2 separate regions of the Homo sapiens genome follow, and region 1 is linked to region 2. Evidence: chromatin loops called from intact Hi-C (ENCODE). Cell type or tissue: heart left ventricle. All regions are shown on one strand. Each heading gives the region's core, and the rest is flanking DNA. Links, peaks and the distances in the headings are about the cores only. Region 1 overlaps PLCG2 (phospholipase C gamma 2). Region 2 overlaps PLCG2 (phospholipase C gamma 2).

The links. Peaks named below come from ENCODE experiments on the same cell type or tissue, not always from the same donor. Only the 100,000 strongest peaks of a DNase experiment are listed, where the experiment ranks them.
Region 1: a loop joins it to region 2, with 3 times the contacts of the local background. A loop is called at or near these places in 8 of 110 quality-filtered maps.

What each region holds. Positions count from the first base shown.
Region 1 is chr16:81,791,227-81,806,483 of GRCh38, reverse strand. The region is part of intron 2 of PLCG2 (phospholipase C gamma 2); the gene reads right to left. Among named protein-coding and RNA genes, the nearest start is that of PLCG2, 20 kb to the right of the region's middle. RefSeq lists enhancers at 7,440-8,049, 8,320-8,739, 8,790-8,839. In heart left ventricle, for the core only: no CTCF peak of the experiment used is centred there; a DNase peak (open chromatin) is centred at 7,463.
Region 2 is chr16:81,844,395-81,859,248 of GRCh38, reverse strand. It overlaps PLCG2 (phospholipase C gamma 2), which reads right to left. Exons shown (of 33, transcript NM_002661.5): 3 at 4,662-4,805; 4 at 893-986; 5 at 86-133. Among named protein-coding and RNA genes, the nearest start is that of PLCG2, 73 kb to the right of the region's middle. In heart left ventricle, for the core only: no CTCF peak of the experiment used is centred there; no DNase peak of the experiment used is centred there.

The DNA of each region.
Region 1 (15,257 bases), core at 3,937-11,936, 57 kb after region 2:
CCCAGTAATCTGCAGAAGTACAGCTGGCACTGGATGCTCGGGCCCAGCAATCAGATGTCACACCTAAATCTAGGACAGATGGCAAAGCTGGTAGACACACTTCCACATTTTCAGTCTCTGTGGGAAATTAAAGCTACCTGATCACACACACAGGGAGCACCACTATGATGATCATAGTACCTGCCACATGGAGAATGCCTTTGCTGCTTGGGGACCACGGAAGCAGGTAATGCAAAAGGACAAAAGAGGTATAATCTAGATCTGTGCTATCCAATATGGTAGCCACTAGCCACATGTGGCTTTTGAACACTCAGAATTGAATCTGTCTGAATCAAGATGTGTTATAGGTATAAAACACACACTGGATTTTGAAGACACAGACCAAAAACCAGAATCAAATATCTCGTTAATAATTATATTGCATACATGTTGAAATAATAATGCTTTGGATATACTGAGTTAAATAAAATTTATTAATAAAGTTAGTTTCACCTCTTTTTACCTTTATGAATGTGGCAACTAGAAAACTTTAAACTACACACATGACTGCGTACAGTGGCTCACACCTGTAATCCCAGCTACTCAGGAGGCTGAGCTGGGAGGATCACTTGAGCCCAGGAGTTTGATTCACTTCACCCAGAACAAAATCCCATCTCTATTTAAAAAACAAAACAACAATAACAGCAAAAAAAAAAAAAAACAAAAAAAAAAAAAAACAAAACAAAACACTACTCTCATGGCTGGTATTGGTGACTCACACTGTATTTCCATTGCACAGCAGTGGTCCAGAAGCAGCCAGCTTTGGCTACTGCAGGATGGAGACATGGATGGCAAAGCATTGTGAGTGGGGTGGGGGAAGGGGGTGTGAGGCATCTGTTCAGATCTTTCGCCCACTTTTTAATTGGGTTGTTTTCTTATTGTTGAGCTTTTGTTTTTGGTTTTTTTTGTTGTTTTCTTGCGTTTTGTTTTTTTTTTTTTTTTTTCTGAGATGGAGTCTCGCTCTGTTACCCAGGCTGAAGTGCAGTGGTGCAATCTCTGCTCACTGCAAGCTCCACCTCCTGGGTTAACGCCATTCTCCTGCCTCAGCCTCCTGAGTAGCTGGGACTATAGGCACCCGACACCACACCCGGCTAATTTTTTATATTTTTAGTAGAGACAGAGTTTCACCGTGTTAGTCAGGATGGTCTCGATCTCCTGACCTTGTGATCCATCCACCTTGGCCTCCCAAAGTGCTGGGATTACAGGCATGAGCTACCGAGCCTGGCCTTTTATTGTTGAGTTTTAAGAGTTGCCTATTTTGGATATGGGTCCTTTATCAGCTCTTGTTTCATAAATATTTTCCCCTATCTGTGGCTTGTCTTGTTAACCTCTTAACCTAAAGGTTTTCTGGCACATGGTGATTGGGGAAAAGTGTCTGATGTTGTTCCTCTGAAAACTTTGGTAACCTTGGGCAAATCACTGAAGCTCACTGTACTTAGGAGTAAACCAGGCAAAACTCACAGACAGATTGTAATGACTAGACACTACAAATAAATACCCATACACATGATCACATGGATACATGTGAGCTTGTAGTGCCCAGCACAATACTGACACATGGCAGATGCTCAATACTGCTCCCAAGCTTTCAAGAACACTCTCTCATCCTGGTGCCAGCAGCACTTCCCAATGACATTTCTCCAGGTTCCTCTTAGGAGGTAACTGATTGCCAAAGAGGAGGCAGAGGAGCTCAAAGTGGACAGTTAGGAAGAAGCATTTCCAGGGCTCTGGGAAAACGGTCACCAAATATACACTCCCTGGGCTGAGGCGTTAAACCTTGAAATGATGAAAAGTCTGTGCTATGCTTCACCGCAACATTTGGACAAACATCTACTGAGGGAACTAAGACAGGTTACTAACTTCAAAAAATGGTCCTTTTGTGCCACAAAAAAAGCAGAAGTGATGGTTAAAATGTATGATTCTTGACTCAAGCCAAGAAGCACATCCTTGCCAATCAGTGTCCATGCCCATGTGCTGCAAGCTAACATATCCAGAGTTGCCTCATTCATTTACGCCCTAGTCAGCACCAACCCCATGCCAGAAGACAATGCTGGGGCCCAGAAAAGTTGAAAATAGGACACTGTCTACAGAAAGCCAATGTTTAGAAGGAAATTATTACATCAACTATTTAAGATAGAGCAATGAGCAATCAGGAAAATGCAAATCAGAACCACAATGACATAACACTTCACCTCCACTAGGATGGTGATAACCAAAAAGACAGATACTAACATGTGTTGGCGAGGACATGGGGAAGTTGGAGCCCTCATACATTGCTGGTGGGAAAGTAAATGGTGCAACTGCTTTGGCAAACAGTCTTGGCAATTCCTTAAGTGATTAAACAGTTACAGATAACCTAGAATTCCACTCTTAGGCAAAGAGCCAAGAGAAATGGAAACATGTGTTCACACAAAAACTTGTACATGAATGTCCACCGCAGTATTATTCACAATAACCAAAAAGAGTCCAGGCACGGTGGCTCATACCTGTAATCCCAGCACTCTGGGAGGCAAGGCAGGTGGATCACTTGAGGCCAGGAGTTCAAGACTAGCTTGGCCAACATAGTGAAACCCTGTCTGTATTAAAAATACAAAACTTAGCCAGGTGTGGTGGTACACGCCTGTAATCCCAGCCACTCAGGAGGCTGAGGCACGAGAATCACTTGAATCCAGGAGGTAGAGGATGCAGTGAACCAAAATCGCACCACTGCCCTCCGGCCTGACCGACACAGTGAGACTGTAGAGAGTAAAGAAAGAAAGAAAAGGAAGGAAGGAAGGAAGGGAGGGAGGGAGGGAGGGAGGGAGGGAGGGAAGAAGAAAAGAAAGGAAAAGAAAAGAAAAGAAAAGGAGAAAAGAAAAGAAAGGAAAGGAAAGGAAAGGAAAGGAAGGAAAGAAAGGAAAGAAAGAAAAGAAAGAAAGGAAAGAAAGAACAAAGAAAATGAAAACAGTAACCAAAAAGAGAGAACTACCTAAATGTCCATCAAGTGATGAATGGATAAACAAAATATGGTCTATCCATGCAATGGAATATTAGTCTTAAAAAGGAATGAAGTGTTGATAATATGCTACAATATGAACGAACCTTATGTTAGGCTAAAGAAGTGAGATGCATCCTGGCTAACACAGCAAAACCCCATCTCTACTAAAAATACAAAAAAAATTAGACAGGCGTGGTGGTGGGCACCTGTAGTCCCAGCTACTCAGGAGGCTGAGGCAGGAGAATGGCATGAACCCATGAGGCAGAGCTTGCAGTGAGCCGAGATCATGCCACTGCACTCCAGCCTGGGCGACAGAGTGAGATTCCGTCTCACAAAAAAAAAAAAAAAAAAAAAGTGAAATGCAAAAAGCCATGTATTGTGAGAAATGTCCAGAATAGGAAACTCTGTAAAGGCAAAAAGTAGATTTGTCATTGCCAGGGATGGGGGAAAGTAAAGTAGAGGTGACTGCTAATGTATAGGATTTGGGGGAAATTATGAAACATTCTAAAACTGATTATGATAATGTTGGTACAACTCTGAATATACTAAAAACCACTTAACAGTATACATTAAGGGGTACATTATAGGGTATACAATGTTTTTATCTCAATAAAAGTATTAATTTCTTTTGCACTTTGGGAGGCTGAGGTGGGTGGATCACCTGAGGTCAGGAGTTCGAGACCAGCCTGATCAAAATGATGAAATGCCGTCCCTACTAAAAATACAAAATCAGCTGGGCGTGGTGGCGCATGCCTGTAATCCCAGCTACTTGGGAGGCTGAGGCATGAGAATTGCTTGAACCTGGGAGGCAGAGGTTGTAGTGAGCTGAGATTGCGCCACTGCACTCCAGCCCGGCGACAAGAGTGAAACTCCACTCAGTCTCAAAACAAAAACAAAAAAAGAAAGAAAACAAATCTATAGGTTCCTCATCAAGAGAAGGTGGTAGGTCAAGGTAGCAGTTACACATTCAATATCACATATCTACTAAGCATCTACTGGGAACACTTGGTAGCAAAAGCTGGAAGTACAGACATGAATAAGACTGTACCCACCTGAGGCCGGGCGCGGTGGCTCACGCCTGTAATCCCAGCACTTTGGGAGGCCGAGGCGGGTGGATCACGAGGTCAGGAGATCGAGACCATCCTGGCTAACACGGTGAAACCCCATCTCTACTAAAAATACAAAAAATTAGCTGGGCGCGGTGGCGGGCGCCTGTAATCCCAACTACTGTGGAGGCTGAGGCAAGAGAATGGTGTGAACCCGGGAGGCGGAGCTTGCAGTGAGCCAAGATAGCGCCACTGCACTCTGGCCTGGGCGAAAGAGCGAGATCCGTCTCAAAAAAAAAAAAAAAAAAAAAAAAAAAAAAAAAAAAAAGACTGTACTCACCTGAAGGAGCTAACTTCTAGTTTTTTCATTCCAGACAGAATGTTGGTGGGCACCTCTGCACAGCCACAGATTTTTTGGAAGCCATTTCAAAATGAAATGTTGGCCAGGTGTGATGGCTGATGCCTGTAATCCCAACACTTTGGGAGGCTGAGGTGGGTGGATCACTTGTGGTCAGGAGTTCGAGACCAGCCTGACCAACATAGTGAAACCCCGTCTCTACTAAAAGTACAAAAATTAACCAGGCGTGGTGGTGTACAACTGTAATCCCAGCTACTGGGGAAGCTGAAGCAAGAGAATCGCTTGAACCCTGGAGGCGGAGGTTGCAGTGAGCTGAGATTGTGCCACTGCACTCCAGCCTGGGTGACAAAGCAAGACACCACCTCAAGAAAAAAAAAATTAAAGAAAATAAAAAACAACTATCTAATATCGAAAAAATGGGAGATAGGTTTTTAAAAAATAAGGTAGAATCCTATAGTAATTTCAAACAATAGCGAAGACGTGTTTGCTGGAATCGGGAGTATCATGATTGGAAACAACCTAAATGTCCAGCATTGACAGGACAGATCAATCTATCGTGCTGTACTGTTGAGTGAAATTGCTCATGGATGTTAAAATAAAGCTACATCAACATGGAAAATCTTCACAAGGTCAAGCAAAAACATGCAAGTTGCTTGAGGGATACACACCACGCAGTGTCTTTTATGTAAAGACCTGCAAAACATATTATATGTTAATCATGGATGAAAATTTTTGAAATGGGAATTATAATTATTAAATCATGATACTGATTTCTCTAGGGAGGGAAGGGTACTTATGAGAACTTAACTATATTTTATTTCTTAAAAACAAAAAAGATCCAAAGCAAACATCACAACTCATCTAAGTTGGTTGCGGGGTTGGGGGTTATTTATTCTCAATCGCTACGCTACTGAATTCCCACATGCATAATAGCTTTACTCAAATTGATTATCTTGCAGCTCTGGAGACGAGCAAAAGTCATGAGTCTCATGGGGCTAAAATCAAGGCATCACTGGGACAAGCTTTCTCCAGACCCTCTAGGGGAGAATGAGTTCCTTTGCCTTTTCCAGCTTGCACAAGCCACCTGCATTCCTTGATTCATGGCCCCTTCCTCCATCTTCAGAGCCAGCTGGTGCCATCTTCCAGTCTCACTCTGACTCTGACCCTCCTGCCTCCCTCCTGCAAGGACCTTTGTGATTTCATCATATCCACCCAGATAATCCAGGATCATCTCCCCATCTCAAGATCTGTTCAATCTGCAAGGAGCATTTTGCCGTATAGAGTAATATATTCACAGGCTCCAGGGATTAAGACAAGGGCATCTTGGGAGCAGAGAGCGTTTATTCTGCCTATCATAGAGGGTTGGAAATAACAATAATAATAATAATAATAATAATAGCAATAGTATCACAATAGCGAAGATAGGGAATCAACCCAAATGCCCATCAACAATAGACTGGATAAAGAAAATATGGTACATATACACCATGGAATACTATGCAGCCATAAAACGGAACGAGATCGTGTCCTTCGCAGGGACATAGATGAAGCTGGAAGCCATCATCCTCAGCAAACTAACACGGGAACAGAAAACCAAACACTGCATGTTCTCAATCATAAGTGGGAGCTGATCAATGAGAACACATGGACACAGGGAGGAGAACAACACACACCAGGGCCTGTTGGGGAGCAGGGTAAGGATGGAGGAGAGCATCAGAATAAATAGCTAATACATGCAGGGCTTAATATCTAGGTGATGAGCTGATAGGTGCAGCAAGCCACGATGGCAAACGCTTACCTATGTATCCCACACATTCTGCACATGTATCCCAGAACTTACAATAAAAGTAAATTTAAACAATAATAATAGCAATAGTAGCTCTTATAGAGTGCTTGGGATATTTGCCAGGTACTATGATACCCAAAGTATGATACATAATTAACTCCCCTAATCCTCATGAGAGTCCAGTGTAATAGGTACCATTATTATCCTATTTTACAGATGAGTGCAATGAAAAGTTAAGTAACTTGTCCATGGCCACAAATGGGATAAGTGGCATAGCCAAGATCTGAACCCAGGCAGTCAGACCCTGGATCCCTTGCTCTTGAGTATGTGGGGTCTGTCATATTATTTTTTAAACCAACATCGACATTTAAAATAGTTAATAACAGGCTGGGCTCAGTGGTTCACACCTGTAATCCCAGCACTTTAGGAGGCCAAGGTGGGAGGATCACGAGGTCAGGAGATCGAGACCATCCTGGCTAACACGGTGAAACCCCATCTCCACTAAAAATACAAAAAAATTAGCCAAGTGTGGTGGCGGGCGCCTGTAGTCCCAGCTACTCGGGAGGTTGAGGCAGGAGAATGGTGTGAACCTGGGAGGCGGAGCTTGCAGTGAGCCAAGATGGTGCCATTGCACCTGGGCAATAGAGCGAGACTCTGTCTCAAAAAAAAAAAAAAAAAATTAATAACAGGCCAGGCTCAGTGGCTTGCACCTGTAATCCCAGCACTTTGGGAGGCCAAGATGGGAGGATCTCTTGAGGCCAGGAGTTCAAGGCTACAGTGACCTATGGTCACACCACTGCACACCAACCTGGGTGACAGAGCAAGACCCTGCCTCAAAAAATTAATTAATTCATTAACTAAAATAAATTAGTTAATAATACTAACATGGTCACAAAGTAGTACAAAATGAAAAAGGCAGATTACTAAAGTACATTACAAAAGGGTCGCATGTTGTGAAAATGTCTTGTGAATAAAGTTTTGTTGGACAAAAAGATTTGGAAGGTGGTACACCAGGTGTTAACACCATCTCTCTGGGTAGGGGGGTGGCGGGGGCTAAGGGGTTGTTTTTCTCACCCAGAAGTAGGTTAAAATGTGTCTACCAATGAACACATAGTACTTCTATAATGAGGGGGAAAAAGCAGTTGTTTTAATTAGGAGAAATATGCAAGGCCAGAGGGAAGCAGCTCAGAGCTGTCTAAACAGGAAACTGGCGTAACGTTCACTCTGCGCCACGCTGGGCTTGGGCCCTTCTTGCCTCCCCAGGGACACGGGCCCTCCTTCAGTCATGCTACTACCTGGTGTAGGGGCTTTTCCCACTGGTGGAGGCTGGTGGCAGGCCAGGGACATCCTGGAGTGGCTGGTAGTGCTGGGGAGAGAGACACCTGGCCGGTGAAATCCAGCCGAAGCAGGAGCAGAGAAGACGCAGTGGGATCCCTGAAGTCCTGAGGCCGGGGAGGCCAGCCCCTCCTCCACCTCTTCTGAGCTCTGCGGGGTCTCCTCTTCCTGCTGCACATGCTCTCACCATGCCTTGCCTAATTTTGCTAGTTTCCATTCTACAAATTAGTAAGTTCCCATTTCCTTCTTTCTCAAAACAGAATCCTTCACACACACAGATACTTCACCTCCCAAAACTCACGCCTACCCCTGGCCTCCAGCACAACTTGTATAGATGAAAGCAGCACCTTACAGCTTCTTCCCAACAGCCCTGTGACAGTGGAGTGGCCCCCAGGCTGTGATGTGGTATCATCACTGTTTCTATTTCCAGAACTTCACCTTCACCCTGTCGACGCTCCTTCTCCAAGCCCAGGCCTCCCCAGCCTCCCAGAAGCACTGGGCTGCTTTTATATCCAGGCTCAGGTCCAAGAGCACTTAACCCCAGAGGACCCCTAGCTGTGTGCTACAGAAGAGCAGGAGGAGGACACCCCCTACACATGCGAGCTATGTCTCAGCCTGTCCCATGTCCCCCACGCAAACACAAATGCAGGCACCTGCTGCCTGAGGAGACATATGGCAGCATGGCTGGGAGGCACCCTGTGTTAAGTACATACTGGACTTGTGACAATCACTTACAAACTGAATCCTCCCAGTGATCTGATGGGGTAAGCTCCACTATTACCCCATCTTATAGATAAGAAAACTGAGACTCAGGCCAGGCGCGGTGACTCACACCTGTAATCCCAACACTTTGGGAGGCCAATGCAGGCAGATCACTTGAGGTCAGAAGTTCAAGGCCAGCCTGGTCAACATGGTGGAACCCCATCTCTACTAAAAATACAAAAATTAGCCAGGTGAGGTGGAGGGTACCTGTAATCCCAGCTACTCAGGAGGCTGAGGCAGAATAATTGCTTGAACCCGGGAGGCAGAGGTTGCAGTGAACTGAAATTGTGCCGCTGCACTTCAGCCTGGGGACAGAGTGAGACTCCATCTCAAAAAAAAAAAAGACAAGAAAAAAGAAAACTGAGACTCAAAGAGGCCAAGTAGATTGCCTAAGGTCACACAGTCACTAAGTGCCAGGACCACGAGTGGAACCACGGTGTATGGTTAAAGAGGAAGTTGTCACAGAGGTGCCCTATCTCAACCCCAGATACTGCTGCCATGGTTAGGAAGAAACCGGAAGTCCGAGGCTGAAAGGGGCAGCCAGGGCCTTTTCCTGATTCATCTGTTAACCAGGTATCTGAGGAGCACCAGCCACAGGCCAGATATGGGCCAGGTGCTGGGAAGTCCCCCTTATGAACAGAACAGACAGGGTCCCTGGCCTCCCAGCACTCTTAGTCTGTGGGTCAGGACTACCGAAGGCCTGGCCCCAAGATCGGGCCTTGCATGAAAGCAGGAAAAGTCAACCCCAGGATTTCTGATTTCAACCCCAAACTGCACAGCACCTAAATCTCTCCCAAGACAAATCAAGACACATAATTTTGCGAGCCTGATATACAAAAACCCGCATTTATATCTAAGACAGACTAGGGGACAGGTAGTGGAGATAATTTTTTTTTTTTCAAAAATGATTCACCAAGGGACATCTTTAACTAGATCCCTCCCCCAACTCAGCACAATCCCTAAGACGTTGGACCTGCACTGACTTGTCAGGAACTCCAAATATACCTGCATTCCCAGAACTTGGTGCTATTTTGAGGGACAAATGCTGCCTCCCTCGTTTACCCACTACACTGTATTCCCTCTTACACCCTCAGGGCCCAGGCCAGAACCAACGCAGCTAGAAAATAACATGACACGTGGAAGAAAGCAACGCCTCTTAAATTCCGTTATGACAAACCACAACCCATCCATAGTATCAGTGGCTGAATGGGTAGGTCAATCCCTGTACTCACCCCGTTGCCCTCAGGCCCCTGTTACATGAGAGTGTATTTGTGTGTTAGGCCTGCCACTCATGAAATACCAAAAATTGGATGGCCGAAACAACAGAAGTTTGTCTCACAGTTCTGGAGACCAGAAGTCCAAAATCAAAGTGTTGGCGAGGCTGGTTCCTCCTGAGGGAGCACCCCTGGTGTTCCTTAGCTTGCAGATGCATGACTCAGATTTCTGTATCTGTCTTCACATGGCCTTCTCTCCCTGTGTCTCTCTCTCCTCTTCTCATAAGGAAACCAGTCATATTGGATTAGGGCCCACTCTATTCCATTATGATTTCATCTCAACTAATTACATCTGCAAAGACCCTCTTTCCAAATAAGATCACATTCTGAGTATGGGGATTAGGACCTTGACATATGAAATTGGTAAGGACAATTCAATCCGTAACAGGCACCCACCACTGCCCACAGCCCGGGAGCCAGACGATGTCCTCTTACAGGAGACCACCTCCAATCCACCCCTATGCCCAGGAAAGGCTGGCCGTGCCAAAGGATACTGATCTCCAAAGCAGCCTGCTCATGTGTGCTGGCTTTAAAAGGCATGGCCCATAGGAGGCCTCTCTCTCAGGGGTCCATCCTTGGGAGGTTGCAAAACCAAAGCTGTCACTGATGTGGCAGCAACAGAAAAAGCCAAGGTTTGGAGACAGTCTGTGCTGGGGAGGGGAGGGCCACATCTGTGAGAGAAACCCAAGAGGGCAGATGAGGCTGTCTAAGAGACATCACCATCAGCAGCTCTAGTTACAGACAGGAAAGTCCTCAGTGCCAGTGGCTCACCACTTCCCTTTCCATGCAGCCCAGCGATGAGACTGTTCATTCTCCTGGATTCCTACAAGACTCCCAAACCCTTACCATCAACCTGCTTATCAGCCTTCACTGGGGCACCTAGAGCTGCCTCTGTACCCTCCAAAATTAGGGGTTACAGAAAAGCCTGGAAGGATGCCCCCCAACTTAGGCCCTGTTCTTCTAGCATGCGGCTAGGGCATGTTTCCCAGCATCCCTTGCACTTGGTCACATGCCAAATTCTGTTCAATAGAAGGTGGGAGGGGGCCGGGCACAGTGGCCCATGCCTGTGATCCCAGCTCTTTGGGAGGCCAAAGCAGGAGGATCACTTGATCCGAGGAGTTCAAGGCTGCAGTGAGCTGTGATCACACCACTGTACTCCAGCCTGGGCAATAAGCAAGACCCCATCTCTTGGGGAGAAAAAAAAAAAGCAGGTGGGAGGAAACAGGTACATCCACTTCAGGTATGGCCCATAGAAACCTCCAACCTCCTGAGCCATCCTCTGCTCTTCCTCTTCCTCCATGCAGTGGTCACACAAAGGATCCTGCGGTAGCCTCCAACACCTTTGGAGATGATAGCACAGAGTCCCATTGTGATCAGACAGCAGAGTCCCACCCCCAATCCCACTGGATCATGATTTGAGTGAGTGAGAGATAAACTTACAGGAAGAAATAACTTGTTACTGCAATTAGGCTACCTTCACTAATAGGAAAGCTTTGTTGCTATGCCCTATGCCAGAATGCTCTCCCCACAGAGCTTCCCATGGCTCCCTCCTTCTCACCCTTCAAGTCTCAGCTCAAACATCACCTCTACAGAGAGGCCACCCTGAGGCCTTCCCCAGCTAGGCTAGTGCTCCTGACTAATGACTCCTTATTACAGTACCCTGTTCCTTTCCTTCCTAGCGTCTATCACGATCCAACATGATTGAATGTGTTAGTCTGACTTTTTCTGCTTTTCCTACAAGATTGTAAGATCCTCTAGAGATCTTCAGGGTCCTGTTCACTACTTTATCCCCAGTGACAAGCACATTGCCCAACACACATCAGGTCCTCTTTGAGTATTTGCTAAATCAACAAAGGAACAAATTCTAAGAACATTCTAAGGTTGTCATCCAGGATAGAAGACAACTCTTGAAAACAAGACAAGCAATTCCTCAGCTATTCAGCATAAGAGAAGGGCTATAGCACCATCAAGAATAAAAATGTCAACTCTACTTTTCACACTGGCATGCTCCAAAGTGGAGGACACATACTCCAGGGGGAGCAGGACAATCCATCGGGTGCAGGAAGGAAAATCCTCATATAAATGGAAAATGTAGTATTTATCCCATCCTTTCTACAATGCCATCTTGCCTTTATGCTGGATGATGATAATGATGACATCAACGACAGCAAGAGCAAAAAATACTTAAGCACATCCTCTGTGCCAGATACTATTGAAGGATTTTACATATATCACGTCATTTACTTATCACAAGAGTCTTATGGGGTGTGTTCTTCAACTATTCTCATTTTATAGATAAGGAAATGGAGGCCCAAAGAGGTGACATGAGAGACCCAAGGTCACACCCCTACCAAGTGCAGGACCAGGATTTGACAGCCCTTCTTTATACCATCACCGCATACCAGTAACTGAAAGGCAAATACATTTATGGACACTTCAGGCATTGGTTGCGTCTTATTTCTGATGAGACGCTTCATTGCAGGGGCTTGGGGACCACCCTCAGACAATGGATTTCTTCTTAGGAGATGCCAGCGAGAAAATAATTCATTTATTATTATTATTAATAGTAATTTCACATTTATTTCAAAAACATTTTGATAAAATAATAACTTTCAAAAATATTCATTTTTTCCATGAAAAGAAGTCCAAGAGTGGATTTCAGGATGAGCCAAAATACAGTAAACTCTCACTTCGGCACCCTTGTCCCCAACAGCCCTTTTCCAGGCTGTGTTTGTGGTCTTTTCCTAGCATCTCCCCACAAATCCGGCGCCTCTAGGATGAGCACTGAGTCTCCTTTCTCTTGGTACCTCCAGCACCTGGCAGAGCAAGTCCTCTGCACACGTAAGGAATTCATGTGTTTCTGTCCTGCTGTCACAAAGAAACTCTAAATGAAGCTGCCATTCTTTGGTCTCAGGCAGGGTGTTTATGACACACAGATCTGATACGTCTTTGAGATCATTTAGGAGAAGAAAACAACACAGAGCAGGAAGAAGACTTGAGACTGAAACTGGGAAGAACAAGTTCAAATTGTAGCTCTGCCCTTTCCTTAACTTGGGCATGTCATCTCATCTCCCCAAGACTCAATCTCTTTATGAATAAAGCAGGGATAGCTCCCCCTTCACTGGACCACTGCGGGGATTAAGGAGTTATCTTTGATGTGCCTTCACAGAGACTAGGACACAGTGAGCATTCATTAGAAGAGGCTCTCATCAACGGTATCACTATTATCATTATTAAGTGGGAACCCCAAGAACCTAATACCAAGGAAACAGACAGCTCATATGTTTGAGAATCCGTCACTCATGGGCAGCCACCACTTGCCACAAATAAGCAGACAGAGAAGATATGCCTAAGCAAAAGTGAAAATGTCAGGATAAAAAGCCTACACAGTTGAGATGGACGCATCCAGGCCCTCAAAAGGGCCCATCACCACAGCCGACCCTAAAATTCCAGACCCACAAACAGGTGGCACCACATCGGCTCCTGAGACAAAATCCAAGCCTTTCAAATGCACAAGATGCAAGAGGACACCTAAGGCTCAACTCAGAAAGGCCCCAGAGCAGACCCCTTCCCACCTGAAGACTGCTCAACTAGGTCCCTCAGAAAGGAAAGAAAACCAACATGCCCAACAGTACCACAAGCTCCCTCCCGACATTCACAGACAACCAGCTCCTTAACTCTATGCAGAAGGCTGGGGATGGAAGGAATCCCAGCACCATCTTATCCAACACCCCTGGAAAGCAATAGGGAACCTGGAGGCCAGGAAGTGAGGTGTTGTGCTTCAGACTCAGTCTTCTCTGCCAGAGGCCAGGCCTTGGGGGTCCTCACCAGGGGGCCTTTTTTCTTTCTGGTCTTATTGTATTAAGTTTCGATTATGCAATATTTCCCACATCTTAAAAAGAACATAAAATAAAATCCATTTAATTCTCACCCAATAAGATAGAAACTACTATTATCTCACTTGACAGATATGGAAACTGAGGCACAGAAATATAACAAAAGAATTAGCTTCCAGTCACACTTCTAGTAAGTGGCTGATATGGTCTGGCTCTCTCCCCACCCAAATCTCATCTTAAATTGTCGTTCCCATAATCCTCATGTGTCATAGGAGGGACCCAGTGGGAGGTAATTGAATCATAGGGCCGGTTACCTCCATGCTGTTCTCGTGATAGTGAGTAAATTCTCATGAGGGCTGATAGTTTTACAAGAGGCTTCCCCCTTCACTCAGCTCTCCTTCTCCTTGCTGCCACCATGTGAAGAAGGCTTCTCCTTCCACCATGATTGTAAGTTTCCTGAGGCCTCCCCAGCCATATTGTGTGTGAGTCAATTAAACCTCTTTCCTTTATAAATTACTCAGTCTTGGGTTTTGTTTGCTTGTTTTTGTTTTGTTTTGTCTTTTTTTTTTTTTTTTTTTTTTTTTTTTTTTGAGACAGAGCCTTGCTCTGTCACCCAGGCTGGAGTGCAGTGGAGTGATCTCGGCTCACTGCAGCCTCCGCCTTGCACATTCAAGCAATTCTGTGCCTCAGCCTCCCAAGTAGCTGGGACTACAGGCATGTGCCACTACACCCAGCCAATTTTAATATTTTTAGTAGAGATGGGGCTTCGCCATGTTGGCTAGGCTGGTCTCGAACTCCTGACCCCAGGTGGTCCATTTGCCTTGGCCTCCCAAAGTCCTGGGATTACAGGTGTGAGCCACTGTGCCCAGGCTGGAGTATGTCTTTATTAGCACCATAAGAATGGACTAATACAGTGGCAGAGCAGGGATTTGCATCATAAATTGGGATTCAGAGTCGACATGCTCATGTGGGAGCTTGGCTGCTGGTGGCCACCATCAGTTCCTGCCTACCATCGATATGCATGCCATTCCTTCTCTAAGAGAGAAATTTCCTTTCCTTGAAGCTGAGCTGGGCTTGCTGATCTGAGTTGGTGCAAGTGATGTCCTCGGATTTATGAGGCTGTCGTAAGAAGCCTGTAGCTTCTGCCTGGGACTCTTCTGCCTGAGACCACCACATGGTAGATGTTTGGTCAACAGTCCCAGCTAAGGCTGGGTGCAGTGGTTCATGCCTGTAATCCCAGCACTTTGGGAGGCCAGGGTGGGCAGATCACGAGAGGTCAGGAGCTCAAGACCAGCCTGGCCAACATGGTGAAAGCCCATCTCTACTAAAAATACAAAAATTAGCTGCATGTGATGGTACCCACCTGTAATCCCAGCTACTCGGGGGGCTGAGGTGGGAGAATAGCTTGAACCCAGGAGGCAAAGGTTGCAGTGAGCCGAGGCTGCACCATTGCACTCCAGCCTGGGTGACAGAGATTCCGTCTGAAAAACAAACAAACAAAAAATAATCCCAGCTAAGCTCAGTCTTCCAGCCATCACCACTAAGGTATCAGATGTGTGAGTGAAGATTCTGGAACCTTCCAGGCGAGGTGACACCAAATGACCTCAGTCCAGGCTACAAAGAGTAGAAGAATTGCCCAGCTGAGCTCTGCCCAGATCTATGACCCACAAATCTGCTTGTTTATATTACATGACACCCATTAATCCCACAGGATCAGGGCAGCCATCCCTGCTAACCATCTAGCAAATCTCTCTAAACTCCACCCAAGCAGCTCCTCCACAATGAGCCCTCCCCATTCCTCACCACCTCCCCCACATCCAAATGGACAAAAACCTTCCCTCCTC
Region 2 (14,854 bases), core at 1-8,000:
TCATGCTCCCACCCCCTTGGAAGGTTTAAAGATAGAATGAGGATCGAAATCCAAAGTGATCAGAAAAAAACTGAATGACTCTTACCTGTTTCTTCTGGTTTGATCCACAGAATATATCTGCTTTCTCAGCCAACTGGAAAGAAATATGAGACAAAAGAAAGAGAGAAAGAGAAAATTAGAAAATAGCACAAGTCTAAGTGAGTCCTACGGAATGTGCACAAAAGGAACTGGAACCAAAAGGAGGAGTCTTCCAACTTTCTAACAAGGGCAGCTTGGGAAGCAGTTTCCTCCTAGTGTGGAAAAGGCCTATCTAAGCCAAGATTTCAACTCAAAAAGGCCAGGTTTCTTTACATTGTCAATTCCTTCTGATGATAGTCATTTAATCCCCAAAAAGCTAGAAAGAAAAATAGTAAAAAGTAGAGGACTTTGATTTAGTGGAAGGAAAATAACTCACACCCCAATGCCCATCTAGACTCCCATGACACTGAAGAGACAGTCTTGAGGTCTTCATCAACCCAGGAGGGAGTGATAGGTGGAAAATTCCAGACCCTGTATCTGTCCTTTGATCAGTCCACTGAATCTCTTATTAAATCCTTTAAGAAGGAAGCCCTGTTTTCCCCCAGCACATACCCCAGGAATGTTTCTATCTCGAGTCCAATGCACCACTCACTCCAATAGGCCAACGCTGAAAACTAGCACAGGGAAATGCTCTTATTTGAAAAACTGTAGAGCCCACACCGCTACTAGGCACCCATTGCATACAAGACACTCAACGAGCCTCAAAAAACCAATGTCCCTTTTTTTTTTTTTCCCCCCTGTAGCCCATGTTGGCTAAAGGCAGCAGAATAAAGGAATCAGCAACTACGCAAATCAACAGGCAAAAGCCAACTACCTCTCGATAATGGTGGGCGTGGACGCATTCATCGCTTCCTGGTGTAAGATTTTCAAGCCAGAGAGCCAGTTAACTGCATCCTCTTTAGAGTCAGCTGGAGTGGAGAAAGGGAACAGAAATGCTGTGTTAATTCCTGGGAAGACGTCTGCTTACAAAGCCCTGCCCCATACAGATCACGAAGATGGGAGAAGCCTATGCTGGTTTCTAGTTTTGCAGAAGGCAAAGAAAGCATCCCCTTTCACACCGTCATGGCCCTAGGACCTGCTTTTTGTCTGAGATGGGGCCACACATTCATGATGAGCTTTGTACCACAGGGATGACAAGTGGGTTATTTCCTGTGCCAAATGGAATCAGCTAAGAATGGAGGGAGTGGTGGGAACTATCACTATGACATTGTTAACATCATTTGAGCACTAACTACATATATATACTAGACATTGTTCTAAGTGTTTTTCCTATATTGATCCCACAAGGGAAGTACTATTATATTCCCATTTAACACATGGAGAAACCACTGAACCTAAGACAGGTTCAGTCATGTGTCCAAGGCCACACAGCTCATAGCAGCCATTACAGACTGAATATTTGCATTCCTTCCGAATTCATATGTTGAATCTCTAACCCCTGAGGTAGGGCCTTTGTGAGGTATTTAGGTTTAGATGAAGTAATGAGAGTGGGGCCTCCATGAGGGGATTAATGCCTTTTTAGAGAAGAGAAAGAGAGACTAGAGCTCCCTCTCTATCCAAGCACACCCTGAGGAAAAGCCATGTGAGCACATGGCAAGAAGGCAGCTGTCTGCAAGTCAGGAAGAGAGCCCTCACCAGAACTCAACCATCCAGCATCTTGATCTTGGCATTCCCAGCCCCCAGAATTGTGAGAAAATAAATGCCTGATGTTTAAACCCCCAGTCTACAGCATTTCATTACAGTAGCCAGAGCACACTGAGACAGTGGAAGATACAGGATTTTAAACAAGAATCCATTATCTTACCCTGGCAGCACACTGACTCCAGGGATGAAAAAGCTGAGGAATTCAAACCCAGGTGTCCAACTCCAGAGCAGAGTTTCTCAACCCCAGCTGCTCAGGAGAATCACTTGAAGGCTTTTCAAAACCCCAATACTTAGGTCCCACCCTAAAGTAATTAAACCAGAAGAGAGGGATGACGGAGACATCAACAGGTGGAAACACCTGCCTGGTGCCAAAGTATATCAAAGGTTCAGTCATCAGTCTCCTCTGCTGCTATAACAAATGACCACAAACTTAGTGACTTAAAGTAATATAGATTTATTTTCAGACTGTTAGAGAGGCCAGAAGTCTAAAATAGACTGGTTGCATGAGATCTCTGAATTCCTTCTGAAAGCTCTGGGGAAGAATCTGTTTACTCACCTTTCCCAGCTTCTGGAGGCTGCCTACATTCCTTAGCTCATGGCCTCTCATCTGCTGACCTTTGTTTCCATCCTCACATCTCTTTCTCTGGGAATGACCTTCCCGGGTATCTAAGAACCCTTGTGATTCCACTAGACACCCAGATAGTCCAGGATATTTCCCATCTCAAGATCCTCAATTTAACCACACCCGCCAAGTCTCCTTTTCCATAGAGGATAATATATTCACAAGTTCCCGGGATTAGGACATGGGCATCGTGGGAGGGCAGTATTCAGCTTCCCATGGATGAGTACCACTGGCTTAGGGATTTAGCTTTTTGTTTTATTAAAGAGTGTTAGCTTTTAACCCTATGCTAACTAATAAAATGCAGAATCTGGAATAATCTGCACCACAACCCTAAGCAGCTGTCAGTATCTCCCCTGCTTCTAATCAAGATGGCACAGAGGGACAGCAAGTAGAGCTTGCTAATACCCAGGAGAGTATGGCTTGCTAATACCCATGGTTGCTATTACCCTTGTTAATAAGCGGCATTGAGGAGTGGTTAAGAGCTTGGCATCTGGCAAAAGGAAGATCATAGCTCAAGTCCCACTGCACCACTTCAGGGCTGTGTAACATTCAGGAGGTTACTTAACCCTACTCTGTGCCTCATCTCACCTGTAAAATGAAGCTAACAGTGCAAACACCTCATGGAACTATGAAGCCTCTCCTTAAGCACCAGGTACTTTATCAGTCCGTACACCCATGGCAGAGACTGCTGCTCTCATCTTCCCACACAGATGCGGAGGAAACTGAGGCTCTGAAGGGCTGAGTTTGTCTCAGAGCCAGTAAGTGAGAAGATGGAATGTGAATCAAAATCTTGACCATCACTGTGCTGACCTTGAATTTAGGGTTCCGGAAGAGGGACCAAGAGTGGGATATATATCAAAGTTCACATCCTGGCTTCCAAGACCCGGGTTCTTCTGGTCTCCTTACCAAATTAAGAACAGGGGGTCAGGGCTCAGCCTGCAGGTGGGGCTAAGGAGACAGAGGTGTGAAGCTTCACCGCCACGGGCCTTGCCCTCCTACCCCATCTCTACCAACTCCCCCTCCATATCATCAGTCAGACATTCGCTCCTCATTTCCTACATCCGACATGCTATTTCCCTCCTCCAAGCCCTGGCACACACCACAGCCTTTCCCTGGAGCACCCTCCCTCTCTTTCCTCCAAACTCCTACTGAAGCCTCAAAACCCAATGTAAAAGTCACCTTCTCTGCCAAGCTTCCCTGGAATTAAACATTCACAGCACACTGTATCATGCTTGCACTAGGTCTTATCCCAGTACACACATCTGTCTCCCCAAGTCGACTGAGAGCTTCTTAAAGGCGGCACCAGGTCCCATTCATCTTCCTAGCTCACTGGCATGTACACAACCTAACACAGAGTATAGGCTCAAAAGACATGTAGTAAAAGAATGAATGAGAAATTAATAAGTTATTTGACCGAAAAGTAAATGTCCCTATATTGCTCAACTTTGACAGCTGCCTCACCCACTTTGGTCTATTTTAATCGTATTTATTTTCTTAATTAATATACATATACTTCTAAGTCAATAAATTCTAGGACTGAACTTGAAAGTAGATACAAGCTTCTGCCCCTGAGTAAAGTGAGGAAAGTGCATGTGTGTGTGCAACAGAAGATCTCAGGACAGTTCCTTCAGATCAATCAGATTTGCTGAGCCACATCTGCTGGAAGAAAACAGGTTACATTTTTCTTTTTCTTCTCTTTTTTTTTTTTTTTTGAGACAGAGTCTTGCTCTGTCACCCAGACTGTAGGGGAGTGATGCAATCTTGGCTCACTGGTTCAAGCAATTCTTGTGCCTCAGCCTTTCAAATAGCTGTGACTACAGGTGCGCACCACCACACCCAGCTAGTTTTTGTATTTTTAGTAGAGACAGGGTTTCACCATGTTGGCCATGCTGGTCTCAAACTCCTGACCTCAAGTGATCTGCCCGCCTCAGGCTCCCAAAGTGCTGGGATTACAGGGATGAGCCCAGCGTACATTTTTCATCCAACAGAGCCTGGCCTTCAGTGTTAAAACTATCTAATCATCACTTATTCAGCTCTCAGCATGAGCCAGAGAGACACTTAACATACTCCTCACAATACCCCCATGAAATAGGCATTATTATTCTCCCCATTTCACAGCTGAGCAAACTGCAGCTCAGAGAGGTTAAGTCACTCACCTAAAGACACACAGCTAGAAAGGGGCAGGGCTGGGATTCAAAACCATGACCCCAAATACACATCAGTGAGCAGGCAGGGGTGAGCATTCTGCTATTAGCGAACTTCTTCAGGAAGACACTAAGGCACAGGGAAGGAGAAAGGCACAGAAACATGCACCTACCTGCCAAGCTGAGCGTGCTGAGGACGAACTGAGTGCCATATAGGATGGTGAAGCAGCAGTCTTCTTTCTGGCGAACTGCTTTTGCTCGCTCGAAATCTTTGGAGTTCTTCCCTGGGCGGATTTCTTTTATTTCCATGATATCCACTAAAATGAAATTAACATGAGCCAATTAGAAGCTGGAGTTCCCTCCACCTGAGGATGCAGCCACACAACTGCAGCCCAGGCACAGCCTGGCTCCTTCCTTCCCCAACAGGATCCCGCAAAGCTATCTCTGCGTCTGGACTCAGTGTCCCCTCCTTCTGGAAATGGACAAAGGGCTAAGACCCTACCCGGGCATTTGCTGCCACCCCACAAACCCCTGGAGTCTGAAGAGTTTGGGGTTTCCGCTCACCCTGTTTCTCAGACAGACACATTTTAAACTAGGACAATTAATTTTTGTAATGCAACTGAGATTTCAGGAAATAAGCACAGACTATTCTACCAAAAAAAAACAAGAGACCAAATTGATGCTCACTAGAGATCACTCTAGGCAGCCTAAAGGTCAACTGTCCGGTTGACCTTGACCTTGATGACCTTTTCCCTTGAGTCCCAAAAGCTACAAATGCTCTGTGGCTCAATTAAAGGGGGAAGAGGAAATGAAGGCACTAACTGATTCAAATTAAAAATAATAATAAGAGGCCAACCCCAGCGTTGGGGATGGTAACAGGGGTTCTGGATATCACAGGGCCTGTGAGAAGAGAGTGGTAAACTATGACTCTGGTAACAGTCCAGAGTAATGGACTGTTACTAATGGGCCACAGCCTCCAGTATTTATGCCTTATATAGCCAGCTGCCCTTCAATCCAGGTTGTCTCTGTGACCTGTTTTAACCAATAAAATGTAGTATAAATCAGGGATTCCCCAACCCCCAGGCCATGGACTGGTACCGGCAAGTAAGCACTATTATCTGAGCTCCACCAACTGTCAGATCAGCAGCGGCATCAGATTCTCATAGGGGCGCAAACCCTACGGTGAACTACGCATGCGAGGGATCCAGGTTGTGTGGTCCTTATTGGAATCTAATGCCTGATGATCTGAAGTAGAACAGTTTTATCCTAAAGCAATCCCCCCACTGCCCCCACCATCTGTGGAAAAACTGTCTTCTATGAAACTGGTCACTGGTACCAAAAAGGTTAGGAGCACTGGCACGCTGGCATAAATGATGCTGTACCAGTTCAGGGTCTAATGGTTTTTTTTTGTTGTTTTGTTTTTTTTTTTTGAGACAGAATCTCACTCTGTCACCCAGTCTGGAGTGCAGTGGCATGATCTCAGCTCACTGCAACGTCTGCCTCCCAGGTTCAAACAATTATCCTGCCTGAGCCTCAGGAGTAGCTGGGATTACAGGCATGTGCCACCATGCCCGGCTAGTTTTTGTATTTTTAGTAGAGATGGGGTTTCATCATGTTGGCCAGGCTGGTCTTGAATTCCTGACCTCAAGTGATCTGCCCACCTCAGCCTCCCAAAGTGCTAGGATTACAGGCGTGAGCCAGCGGGCCCAGCCTGGGGCCTAATACTTAAGAAGGCCTGGTACCTTCCATTTTGTGCTCTGGGGGAAGCCAGCCTCTGTGTAAGAAGTCAGACTACCTGGAGACCACCATGCTGTAAGAAGCCCAAGTTAGCCCTATGGAGAGGCCATGGAAGAAGAATCAATGCCCTCAGCCAACAGCCCAGCTGAGCCCCCAGCCAACAGCCACAGAGCACTGGACCATCTTAGAAGTGGATCCTCTGGCCCCAGTGAGCTGCCCCAGCTGACAACATGTGGAACACAGACAAGCTCTCCCAGTCCCCACCCATGCCCAGATTGTAGAAATATGTGCAATAAATAAAATGATTGTTGTCTTAAGCCACTAAACACTGGGATAGTTTGTTGTATAGCAATAGATAACAGAAACAAGTAAGAAATCCTTCCGTTCTGCAACTTCTGCTGCCATGTGACTCCATCTACTCCTGGTCAAAACCTACCAGGCAAGGATAGCAACCTGACTGACTCAAAGGTGACTCCTCCTTCCCCCTACAAGATGACCAGTGAACTCTGGACTGGCACAGAGACACAAGCTCAACAAGCTCAACCAGTCCCTTCTTTCCCTTTCTTCTGAAAAACTACAACAACAATCATCTTTTCATGGGATGCACCCATTCCATGTGCTTTAGATAGAGCTGATTCACCCCCACCACCTTCAACCACAAGCTGAAGGCGACAGCAGGGGCCAGGGAATGACCCAAGTGCCCTGGCTCAGTGACTGGTTCGGGGACAGACACATGGCCCAGCTGCACCATCAGCATCCTCCTGGGACTTATTTGGCCAGGACTACTGGTAAAACCTCCCCTCCACGGCTGCTCCCAAGCTGGTAAAACATGAGCCTGGGAGTGGCAGGGACCACCTTGTCTACCATGGAAGAAAGTGTTATCAAACCCTGGTGTACCTTTGAACTCCAGCACTCCTGGAGATGAGAGTGAGAAAGGAGATCTCAGCTTTGCAGCAAGAAGAGGTGGCTGTGGCCTGGAATTAAGGAAGAGGACAGAACGAAGTCCAGAGGTGAGCAAAGGCATCTTAGAGTCATAGTGAAACACAGGAGAGGTTCGTGGCCATTCACAGGCAACAATGGGAGCTAGAGGAGGAGAGCAGACAATTAAGTTAGAGGAGAGGGGATGGGATGCACTCAAAGCTTTCTGAGTTCTTACCGTGGGTCTAGCTCAATTAGAAACAGCTCAGTGGGCAAAAGCCATGTGAAAACAAGCCGGGCACTGGTGGCCCACGCCTGTAATCCCAGCACTTTGGGAGGCCAAGGCGGGCAGATCACTTGAGGTCAGGAATTCGAGACCAGCCTGGCCAACAAGGTGAAACCCCATCTCTAGTAAGAATACAAAAAGTAGCTGGGCTTGGTGGCACAGGCCAGTTGTACCAGCTACTTGGGAGGATGAGGCAGAAGAATCGCCTGAACTCGGGAGGCGGAGGTTGCAGGGAGCCGAGACCACGCCACTGCACTCCAGCCTGGGTGACAGAGTGAGACTTCGCCTCAACAACAACAACAACAACAACAAAAAGGCCATGTGAAAAGAGTAAAAAAACAGCACGTCATCTACATCCTGTGCATGTACGGTGGTAGACATACCCACCTACACGTGACAAGATTTCGTAGAACTACACACCAAAACAAATGCAAAATAACAAGAAAACGGAGTGTATGTAAAAAATGGTGAAAACCAATTAAGATCTGCAGTTTCATTAATAGCACTGCACCAGCGACCATGTCCAGGTTTTGATAACTATGGTTATGAAAGATGTTATCACTGGAGCAGCTAAATGAATGGTTCACAGAAACTGTACTATTTTTGCCAGGTCCACAAGAGTCTAAAATTATTTCAAAATAAAAAGTAACTAAAGACACTTCTCAATTATGGGTGGCCCTATTATTAGGGGGGTGGTATCTCTAAACCTTGTGGGGTAGAGTATTAGGGATGAAGGTGAGAGAAAGTAGAGAAAGGACTCATCCCCCGTCACACCCCACTGAGGACTTCTACTACAAGCTGGCTGGGGGGACCCATAACAAGTGGGGACCCCATCCAGACCTTGCACTATAAATCTTGTTCAAAGGGCCATTCCCACTGATTGCAGACCTCGAGGAAACAAAAATAAGCGGGCCCCATCTTAAATCTTACTCAAGGGAGTTAACCCTATTGCCCGCATGTGCAGGAGATCTGAAGAATGACCAGTCCTCCACCTTGGCTGCATTATAATACTAAACATCATGCCTAGGGGTGGGGATTTAACACGCTAATGAGATATGCAACACAGGAAGAAGCTCTCTATGCTGTTACACTGTGCAGGTGCCAGAAGTTCCCCGCTTCTACATGCTTAAATATCACTCCCTGCCTACTTTAGCCCCTTTAAAATTCCTCTCCTGACTGTCTTCGGGGAGCCAGGAAGAGAATTCTCTTTCTCTTGTGCTGCTTCTCTTATGCCTGGGCATAAGCTCCAATAAAGCCTTGTCTGGGAAAACTCTTTGGACCTCTTGTCAATTTCTATCACACTGAGAGCCCAAGAACGCACGGTCAGTAAAAGATGGACATGTCGCCACTCTTCACCCAAACCAGAAATCTGAGTCTTCCTTATCTCTTCTCTTTATCTTCACTCCTCAAAAACAAACAAACAGAAAGATCCTTTTCGTGCACTGAAACTTTTTTGTTTGTTTGTTTCATTTATCTGGGGGAAGCTTGAGTACTTTTACAGACTTCATGATGTTGCACCCCAAAATACTTAATTTATCTCAAAAAAATGAGCACACTTTCTTATAGAACCATAAAACCTTACACCTAACAAAACTGATGATAATTACATAACATAACCTAACACCTCATCTGTATTTAAATTTCCCCAGTTTTCTCCAAATCTTTTTACAGTAGACTTGAAGACAAATAAAATGCATACATCTTATCTCATTATGTCATTACATCTTCAATCCTACGGAGTCTCCTTGTTTACTTTTGTTTTCTCTTGTGCCTTTGACTTTTTAAAGACACTAGGCACTGGAATTCATTTTTAGAGGAAATCAACATGGCTGATATAACTGCTTTAGCAATTATCTAAAAACTTGAAAGGTATTAAGGTTTGTTTTCCAAAGTTAGTTATTCACCCACCCAGTTGACTGCCAGTGAAAGTCTAGTGACTTTAAGCAAACATTCTTTTCTCTTTCTGTCTAGTCTAACAATTCTCTTTCCCAGTAAAATGTCTTCAAGAGGGAATTTTTTTGGTTTTTTTTTTTTTTTTTTTTTTTTTTGAGACAGAGTTTTGCTCTTGTTGCCCAGGCTGGAGTGCAGTGGCACAATCTTGGCTCAGTGCAACCTCCGCCTCCTGGGTTCAAGTGATTCTCCTGCCTCAGCCTCCCGAGTAGCTGGGATTACAGGCATCCGCCACCAGACCTGGAAAATTTGTGTGTGTGTATGTGTATTTCTAGTAGAGACAGGGTTTCACCATATAGGTCAGGCTTGTCTCGAACTCCTGACCTCAGGTGATCCGCCTGTCTCGGCCTTCCAAAGTACAGAGATTACACGCATAAGCTACCACGCCCAGCCAAGAGGGGATCTTTGAACTGGCCTATGGTGAGCATCTGTCCTTACAGAAAAATTATACATAACTAAAGAAAAACTTTTTTAGACAAGGTAACATTGTCTTCCAGCAATAGCCAGATTTTAACAATTCTACTTCTGAAATTGCTCTGGAATCTGTCAACGTCTATCCATTTCCATGGCCAACACCACAATCCAAGCCACCATTATCTCTTGTCTATGGAGGCAGCTTCCTGACTTGTCTCCTTAAAGCAGTACGTTATCCCCACAGTCACCTTACGAAATACAAACAGGCTCATGCCACTCCTTGGGATCAAGCCTTCCCGTGACGTCCCATTGCTGTAAGGACTAAGAACCACAGCCCTGTGATGACCCCTCCAACCCCACGTGGCCTAAGCATCTGCCTCCCAGCCCTTGCACCACCCACACAGGCCCCTCCAAGCATCTCTTATAGGTCACACTCATTCCTACCATAGGACATTAGTGGTGTTGTTGGCACCACTGAAAATGTTCTTAGTCTGGTTAGTGCCAAGCTCTCCCTTCCAGTCTCAGCTCAATCAAACCAAACTCAGAAAACCTCCCAATGCCTGCTATGATCTATACCAAGCACCTCTCTTCCACAGCACTCAACAGAGGCAAATATGTATTAGATGGAATCTGTGGATCCACAGCCCTCCTTTCCTAGACTGTAAGCTCCATACACGCAGGGATTGTACACCCTTCTTCACCACTGAGCTCCACCCCTATCAGAGTAGCTGGCACACAGCGGGGCCCAATAAGTAGTTCTTGGAAAGAGGAAAGGGACAGAGAGAAATGGGGACCTCAAGAGGGATCAAATTACTGATGACTGAGCAGAGCAGGGGACAGAGAGGAAGAAGGACAGAGGAGGAGACAAGGGAGACCAAGGGAGACAGAGAGGGACAGAGAGACCAGGTACAGAAAAGCACAGGTTACCCAGACAAGGAGGGAGAGAAATGCAAACGCACATGTACAAAGGCAGAGAGACAGAGCATGGTAAGAAAGAAAGAATGAAATTCTAACAGCCATTCTAATGATACAAGCAGCCCTGCACATCCGCACACCCCCTTCCAAAGGGCCCAAACAAGCACCCTTTGGAAGCCAGCCCTGCCCCAGGAAAGAGCTGCAGGCATCTGCCTTCATCAACCAGGACTTTATCATCCTGAACACCCCTCTCTTGCTTCTTCCCAAGACAAGTATTAGCTTATTCATCATACTTCTGAAATGATTATCCTTTCTCCACTGAGTGGCCTCTGCCCCTTTGTCAAAGATCAGTTGATGATATTTGTGTGGGTCTATTTCTGCGCTCTTGATCCTGTTCTACTAATCTTTCTATTCTTCTGCCAACATCACCTGTACTGATTACTGGAACGTTAGAGTAAGTCTTGCAGTCCTCTGATTTCGTTCTACAATGCTGTGTTTGCTAGTCTATGTCTTCCACCTTTCCATATAACCTTTGGAATCACTTTGTCACTACCCACAGAATAACTTGCTGGGATTCTGTAATATTGTGACTTTTAATAAGATATACAGTCATCCCTCAGTGACTGTTGGGGATCGGTTCCAGGATCTTCCACAGATACCAAAATCCAAATAGATGCTCAAGCCTCTGATAAAAAATGGCAGAGAATTTGCATACAGCCTATGCACATCCCTCCATATACCTTAAATCCCTAGATTACTTTTAATACCTAATACAATGTAAATGTTATGTAAATAATTATACTGTATTGCTCAGGGAATAATGACAACAAAAAAGTTTGTCCATGTTCAGTAAGATGCAATTTTCTCAAATATTTTCAATCGACCATAGCTTAAATCCGCAGACGCAGAATCCACAAATACAGAGGACTGACTGCATATATTTGGTCTCCAACCCCATTTTCTGGCACACAACCCCTAACACCCTTGGAATCTGCAGTGATAAGTATCTTTTTGTAGGGCTGGGGGCTCCTAGATACCTCAGGATGAAGGTTGGCTGCCAGGGGAACCAACGATGTGATTAGAGGGTTGGAACTTTCAGCCCTACCCCCAACGTCCAGGAAGGAGAGAGGGGCTAAAGACTGAGTTGGTCACCAATGGCCAATGATTTAATCAATCATGCCTTTGTAATTAGGCTCTCATAAAAACCCAGGATGACAGGGCTTAGAGAGCTTCTTGGTTGCTAAACACATGGAAGTTTCTGGCGGGTGGCATGCCCAGAGAGAACATGGGAACCCTATGCCCTATGCATCTCTTCTATCAGGCTGATCATCTTTATCTTTTGTAATATCATTTTAATAAACTGGTATACATGTTTCCCTTAGTTGTGTCAGCCATTCTAGCAAATTAATCAAATCCAAGGAGTGGGTTATTGGAACCCCAATTTATAGCCAGTCAGTCAAAAGCATAGGCCACAACTTGGGCTTGTGACTGGCACCTGAAATGGGACAGAGTCTTGAGGGACTGAGCTCTCAACCTGTGGAATCTGATTCTAGCTCCAAGTAGATAGTATCAGAATTGAACTGAACTAGAGGACACCAAACTGGTGTCCAATGGAGAATTGTTTGCTTGATGCGTGGGGGGAAAACCATACACATCTGGTGTCAAAAGTGTTGAGTACAGAGGGAAGAGGAAAGAGAAAGAGAAAAAAAACACACCTTGATTTTTCCTTTCTCTGAGGTGAAGTGTTTCGTGCTGTATTGAATGTGAATTGAAAAAAACCTTTTCTTGTATCTCTATTAGATTTTGGTTGGGATTGTGTTGAATCTATAGATGAAGCCAGGAAGAACTGATATCTTGAAAATATTGAGTCTTCCTATCCATGAACATGGACTATCTACTCATGATCTTTTTAAGCATTAGCCATAAGCCCGATGTTCTGCTGGATGTACTTGATCCTGGCCCTCAAGGGTCTTACAGATACAGTAGCCTCATCCTTGAGGATAAAAATAAATGCTATATAGCAAAACTCTTACAGAGCACCTACTCTGTGTTAGGCAGAGTGCTAATGTTTTGCATGTTATCATAGGTTGGTTCCCTGGAAGTTGAGCCTGAGTCAGGAATTCTTGCTCAAGTGTTTACTGGGAGAGTGCAGGAGTGGGATGGCGAGCAGAATAAAGCTAAACAAGGCTGTGGTCCCACTTAGGGATGGGCTTCACCCTGACTGTATAGGGAGTGGCGGGGGGATGTCTGGAGCATGAATCACACCGGAAAAGTAGGTCCTCCTGAAGGAAGGGAGGCCAGTCCTCTTGTCCTCCCTGCCAGTCAGTCATTGGCTTGGCTTACAGCCACTACAACCTCCTAGGTGATGCAGATTTCTTCTAGTGAGAGCAGTGCCCTGAAGAAGGGGCACCTGTGAGCCACGACACCCAACACTCCTAGCAGCTGGGAAATGGAGCACAAGCCTGGTAATGGGAGCTGAGTGGGGCACAACAGCATCCTCTGTATTAACTCATCGTTCCTCACAAGAACACTATGAGGCAGGTACCATGACTGCCCCTATTTTACAAATGAGGAAACTGAGATGTGGAGAAGTGAAGTACCTTGGCCAGGGTCACCAGCCACAAGTGCAAGAGCCAGCATTTGAACTTTGACTCATAGTCAAGCAAGTGACTCTAAGAAGCCACATAAGAATATGCAGCTCTCTCCAGGGTTTTCTATCTGGTATTCAGCAAAGTCTGAGGGGGTCGGTGGGCATTTTTGTTGACATCTCCACCCCTTGATCTTACATCAGGCAGGGGCATCTTGGTGAATGATGATCCCACTACCCACAGGGGTGCAGAGCTGCACAGAGAGCGGTCAGGCCCACTGCGCTCAACGCAGTGCATTCAAGCCACCTTTCTGACCCGAGGCTGGGAACAAGATTCTAGTGCAGGGGCTGCAAATTCATGTTCCCAGGAGCTATCCAAGTCATGAGGAGCAGTGTCGCTACTGATGAGGTGGACAGACTCTGGAACCTGGAGTCCCAGCTCCCCAGCTTATAGCAGATAGCTTTGGACAGTAACTTCAATTCTCTGTGCCTCTGCTTCTTCATGTGAACAACAGGAGTGATAGTGATACTTACCACACAGTGCTCTTGTGGGGATTAAATGAGTGTGCGACTGTACATGTGTGTTTGTCAATTAAAATAGTACCTGGCAAAACAAAAATGTAGGGGAAAAAAAACAAAGATGTAGAAGCTTCTCTGTACTTGTTAGCAACTGAATCAAGCTGGACACATATAAGGCATAAGAAATAACACGGGACAGGGAACAATGGCTCATGCCTATAATTCCAGCACTTTGGGAGGTTGAAGTAGGAGGATCATTTGAAACCAGAGAGTTCAAGACCAACCTGGGCAACAAAGCAATACCCCATCTCTAAAAAAAAATACAAAAAATAAACGCAGTTAGCCAAGTGTGCTGGTGCACACTGGTAGTCTCAGCTACTCAAGAAGTTGAGGGAGGAGAATTGCTTGAGCTCAGGAGTTTGAGGCTGCAATGAGCTGTAATCACAACTCTGCACACCAGCCTGGCAAGAGAGCAAGACCCTGTCTCAGAAAAAAAGAAAGAACATGGTGTCTCAATTTATTTGCTGTGAACATTAAGGAGGCAGATCCTTATGTACCGACATGACAAAAACTCCTCGATGACCTGTGTAAATAGGAGACTAGATGTATGCATCCATGTGTGTACACACATACATGGCCATGTGTACATGTACATATTATATACAAGTGTCCATCACTATGCAAATTCTCACTATCTGAATGTCTACTATAACTTATTAACTCTTTTTTTATGCAAAATGCACAATCCAGATCATAGACCTGCTGTACGAGGTTCACGAGCACCTAGGTGCCAATGAAAACAGTGAAGGTGTGGGCCAGGCACAGTGGCTCACGCCGGTAATCCCAGCGATTTGGGAGGCCTAGGCAAGCAGATCACTTGAAGTTGGGAGTTTGAGACCAGCCTGGCCACCATGGCAAAACCCTGTCTCTACCAAAAATACAAAAATTAGCCGGGCATGGGGGCATGCACCTGTAATCGCAGTTACTAGGAAGTCTGAGGCAGGAGAATCACTTGAACCCATTGTGGGGGTGCAGAGGTT